Regions from separate parts of the Homo sapiens genome. Here region 2 is linked to region 1. The links are chromatin loops, found by intact Hi-C in ENCODE. Cell type or tissue: heart right ventricle. All regions are shown on one strand.

The links. Hi-C counts contacts between places; a loop is a spot of excess contacts. Peaks named below come from ENCODE experiments on the same cell type or tissue, not always from the same donor. Only the 100,000 strongest peaks of a DNase experiment are listed, where the experiment ranks them.
Region 2: it touches region 1 in a loop (4-fold over the local background); 61 of 110 quality-filtered maps call a loop at or near these places.

Annotation. Positions count from the first base shown.
Region 1 is chr5:757,071-759,570 of GRCh38, reverse strand. The region is part of intron 4 of ZDHHC11B (zDHHC palmitoyltransferase 11B (putative)); the gene reads left to right. Among named protein-coding and RNA genes, the nearest start is that of ZDHHC11B, 26 kb to the left of the region's middle. RefSeq lists enhancers at 1-331, 332-1,175. In heart right ventricle, a CTCF peak has its summit at 1,518; DNase peaks (open chromatin) are centred at 290, 650, 1,390, 2,450 and 2 weaker places; H3K4me3 peaks cover 1,363 bases; H3K27ac peaks cover 2,407 bases.
Region 2 is chr5:846,146-848,645 of GRCh38, reverse strand. It overlaps ZDHHC11 (zDHHC palmitoyltransferase 11), which reads left to right. Exons shown (of 13, transcript NM_024786.3): 2 at 1-164; 3 at 1,031-1,132. Among named protein-coding and RNA genes, the nearest start is that of ZDHHC11, 3.6 kb to the left of the region's middle. RefSeq lists an enhancer at 1,869-2,018. In heart right ventricle, no CTCF peak of the experiment used is centred here; no DNase peak of the experiment used is centred here.

The DNA of each region.
Region 1 (2,500 bases):
CCTGTTGTGTGGAATGGATTGGAATCTGTAACTCTGTTTAATCTGGAGAAATCTCTTCCCAGCAAAGCTCCTTGCTGTGGCCCAGGGCAGCACGAGCTCGGTAGCTGCAGTGGAAGATTCACCAGCATGGAGTGGCGCGGCGCCTTCAGTGGCACGTGTCAGCTTTGAACCCCGCAGGGATTGATAAGACGACAAGACGTGACCGCACCGGGCCCCAGGAGTAGGGGCTGTGGGCTCGCTCTCCACCTCCTCTCTTTTCCTGCCTGCAGAACAGGGCGGGGGAAAGGTTAGCAGTGTTAACAAAGGGCGCAGGGTGTGTGTTCTGGGCTGGCGCTGCGGCGCCGTTTATTTACAAAATACAGATTGTTGCTAGGGGAGGTTCCAGCATAGCTACGGTTCTCAAGACAGCTTGAGACCGAAACTTCCAGAGGGCAGGCAGTTTGGGTGATGAAAGGGAGACACTTACTCTACTTCTTTTACTTTTTATTGCTCATTGGAACATAAAACACTACCGGCATAAAATTAAACGTGAAAGTAGAAGCAGAGAAAATTGAGAACACGGTGCTCCGTGTCATCTCTATCCCGGGGCTCCCCGCCAGCTCAGGAAGGGTTACCCGAGTGGGTGATGGGCAGAGTGGCTAGCTGGGTCAGTCTGGGCAAAACATAGCCAAATTAAGGTCACCAGCATCGTTCCTATGGGTGACGGATGTCCCAGGAGGACGACCCAAGCCCACCCGCAGAGCGCGGACCTCGCTGGCCAAAGTGCGGCCAATGGACAGCAGGGCACCCTAGTGTGCGGTGAAAGATTTGCTTCAACCTGGTTCCATGAAAAAAGCTTTGAGTCCCAGGGAGCTGTCCAGGTGAAGACACTGCCCTGGAATCTTGGTGGGGGGGAGTCCCTTGCCAGCTGAACCCTTGTTTCTGGGTGGACGCCTTCAGGGTGACTGCCTGGCCATGGCGCCTGCAGGTTTGGGGACTGGCTCGGGAATGGGCTCAGGCAGCTCCACGGGGTTTGCCTGGCAGGTTCAGGCTCAGGACAGCCCTGAGCTCCTCCACAGGGAAGTCAATGGGTCCCGGTTAGGGCCACACCATCCCCAGGCTGTCTCCTGGTGGCCCCCAGCAGCAGCACCGTCTCCCTGGCAGCGGGCTTCTTTGTGCGAAGCCCGGAGAATGTGAGGCTGCAGTCGGATGTGGCGACCAAGGGCCTGGGAGGGCATCCTCAGCCTGAGCTTCACCTGCTGCTCGTGCAGAGGCCCTGCCTGGCCCCACCCTCCCTGCCACTGGTTTCCAGTGAGGGAAGTGCTGCTCCAGCTCTGCAGAGGAAGGGGCTTCCCCTGGGCCACAGTGCAGCTTCCTGCCTCATCTCATTGTCCTCAGCTGCCACCGATAGCGTCCCAAGGCTCCAGACGAGCTCCCTGTTGCCCCGGTGACCACATAAATAGTGCAGTGTCCCCAGCTCAGCCTGCAGGGAGCGGGTACATGGGGACAACAGCCGGGATGCAGGCTCGGTCATGTCAGTGTCACCAGCTGGACAGTGAGCCCTGTGCCCGGCCCAGCTGACCCACACCCTTTACAGCCCCTGCAGCCTCAGTCCACTCCCAAGTCCGGTGGGGCCCCTGCAGACCTCTCCTCTACCATGGTGGGATTAGACTGGCCACTGCAAGTGTCTGACCAGTCCTGGCCCCCATGTGAGTCCCCCAGGGCCTGGCTGGCCCCGTTGCTGCACTGCCTAGCTCCCACCACACCCCGGCCTGGGCAGCAGCTCCCCAGTCCCATCCCCTTGGCATCCAGATCATTCTCGCCTGTCCTCCTTGCAGCCATGTCTGCACACACAGAGTCTCCTCCCCAGCTCACACACACCGGCACCCAGGGCCCGGGGCCACGTGAGTGCCTGGAAGATGCAGGGTGTGCGGTGCATCCTGCTGAGGGATTCGGCACCTGTGTCTGCATTTCAGTCGGAACCAGCTTCACACTCAGGCTTCCCATGCATTGCAGCACGCTTCTTACGGGACCCTCATCAGGGAAGGGCTGCTGCATAAAAACCCTAACCCCATGCCCCAAGGTGGTGCCAGGACGAGGCTGAGGGTGAGCCCAGCAGCAGTGAACCTGTCCCAACGTTGCCTGAGGGGGCTCCAGAGAGGGGCTCTGTCAGGAGGGACAGCAGCCCCCTGGCCTGGTGCAGGACCCGCCCTGCTGGCAGCCTTCTGCTAAAATCCCTACGTGGCTTTTTGCACATGGCCAGCACCTTCTTCCTCACCCCTGGGGCCAAGGAGGACAGCGCTGTGCGACACAGGCCGGCAGCCTGCGTTTCCATGCCAAGCTTAGGCCACACTGTGAGGGCCTCTGGGCTGCCCTGTGGAGATGGCTGTCAACCCTGAACTCATGGCTAGAAGGCGGTCCAGGAGCCAGGCAGGGTGACGGGAGGGCCCCGCACTCCACCCCTTCTATTTGGTTGCCATGGGGAGTCTGTGTTTGTCCCAGGGTGAGAGGAGGAGGGAGC
Region 2 (2,500 bases), 89 kb before region 1:
TTCTCGTTCCACCTCGTCGTCCACCTGATCGCGTCCTGCATCGACCCGGCCGACTCCAATGTCAGACTCATGAAGAACTATTCTCAGCCCATGCCCCTCTTCGACAGATCAAAACATGCACACGTGATCCAGAATCAGTTCTGCCACCTGTGCAAGGTCACCGTGTGAGTGCCCGCCCTCGCCGAGGCCCCAAGGTGTCAGGGTCACCTCCAGGGTCCTGGTGCTCAGGTCACTGCTGGCCCCTCAGGGCCCGTGCCATGGCCGCAGCTGATGCTAGTGGAGCTTCCAGGGCCCGGCCCTGTGGCTGCGGGTGGATCGCCCCTCATCTCGCTGTGAACCGGGCGCGGTGCCGGGCCGCCCCAACTCCTCCGCAGGCAGGGCTGAGACTGGAGGGCTGGGTCTGTCACCTGCAGGTGACCCGCTGCTCCCCTGGAATGAAACACAGCAGCACTCAGGCATGTTTGGTCCTCAGTGGATTTTGTGCACGAGGTCCCTCCCCTGAGGGCCCAGGGCAAGAGAGCACTGTCTTTCTTGGGGAGTTTCAAGACAAGCCCCTAGGAAAGTGGGAGGTAAGGGTTCCAGTGTCTCCAGGGGCCCTGGAGGCCTCTGTGATGGCCTAGGGGTTGGCTACAGGGCTGTTGTCAGCTGCAAGGGAGGCCCTGTAGGCACAGGTGGGATCCAAGCCCCCGGCCTCAACTCCTGGAACCATGGGGCAGGCGCGGCCTCCTCCAGGGCCATGGCCCAGAGTGAGGCTGGTGTAGGACGGCTGGCGGGGGGTCTATGCTCAGGGCGGCCAAAGACACAGCTCCTCCTGCTCTGTGGCTACCTCTGCCCACAGCTGCCCTGCTTCTCCTCCTCCCCACAGGCCTCAACACCCTCCCCCAGCCTCCCATTCCCTGCTGGACGCCCTCTCCCCAGGCCGCACAGGGCTGGTTCCTCCGAGGCACCTGGCTTCCAGTGATGGACCTCTGGCCCTGCCCCAACCTGCGCACTTGGGGCCTGACAGGCGTTCCCCGATTCATCCCTCCAGGAACAAGAAAACCAAACACTGCATTTCCTGCAATAAGTGTGTGTCCGGCTTCGACCACCACTGCAAATGGATCAACAACTGCGTGGGAAGCCGGAATTATTGGTGAGGGGCACAGAGGGGATGGCCGGCACGGGCCAGGCTTGGGGGAATTTGGAAGGGAGGGGTCTGTGGGCAGGGGTCATCGTGTTGAAAGGGTGGAGGGTCCTCTTGGGGCCGCGTCCCTGTCCTGATGTGGTGGCGCTTGGTGCCTGCGTGCCCCGGCCTCCTGTCTGGCTCTGGGGCTGTGGTGCAGCCGTCCCTGGACAAGCTCATCCGCATAGAGTAAGTCCCTGGAGGCCCCCCGGGGGCACTTGCGGGGCCACGCTGGCTGAGGCCTCCTGACCACGCTGTCCTGGGCTGGGCTGCCTTCTCTCCACCCAGGCTGAGGCTCATCCAGCACAAGGGTGGGGCCACGGAAGGGCAGTGGGCACCCAGCGCAGATGGGCGAGAGGTGTTTCCCCTGAGCATGGTCGAGGCTCACAGATGAGAGGTGTTTCCCTGAGCACGGTGGAGGCTCATAGACGAGAGGTGTTTCCCCTGAGCACGGTGGAGATGCAAGGAAGAGAGATGTTTCCCTGAGCACGGTGGAGGCTTACAGATGAGAGGTGTTTCCACTGAGCATGGTGGAGGCTCACAGGCGAGAGGTCTTTCCCCTGAGCACGGTGGAGGCGCAAGGATGAGAGGTGTTTCCACTGAGGATGGTGGAGGTGCAAGAACGAGAGGTGTTTCCCCTGAGCACGGTGGAGGCTCACAGATGAGACGTGTTTCCCCTGAGCACGGTGGAGGCTCATAGACGAGAGGTGTTTCCCCTGAGCACGGTGGAGGCTCAAGAACGAGAGGTGTTTCCCCTGAGCATGGTGGAGGCTCAAGGACGAGAGGTGTTTCCCCTGAGCATGGTGGAGGCTCACAGGCGAGAGGTATTTCCCCTGAGCACGGTGGAGGCGCAAGGATGAGAGGTGTTTCCACTGAGGATGGTGGAGGTGCAAGAACGAGAGGTGTTTCCCCTGAGCACGGTGGAGACTCACAGATGAGACGTGTTTCCCCTGAGCACGGTGGAGGCTCAAGAACGAGAGGTTGTTTCCCCTGAGCACGGTGGAGGCTCATAGATGAGAGGTGTTTCCCCTGAGCACAGTGGAGGATCCAGGGACTCTCAAGGCCCCGTGTGCTGAGCCCCGGCTGTCTGCAGCACTGTATTGTGAAGATCACCAGGGAAAAGAACCACGCCTGCTCCCCAGCTACTCTGTGCTGACCTGAAAGAGGCCTTGGTGTGCGTGGGAGTGGGGACCAACGTTGCCTGGTGTCACAGGACGCACCGGGCGGTCCCTGCCCTGCCTCCCTGCCATCCCGTCTGGAGCACAGCATGTGTCCAGAGAGGCTGAGCAGCCCGGCAGGGACAGAGAGGTTGCATGACCGCACAGCGAGTCCAGAGGC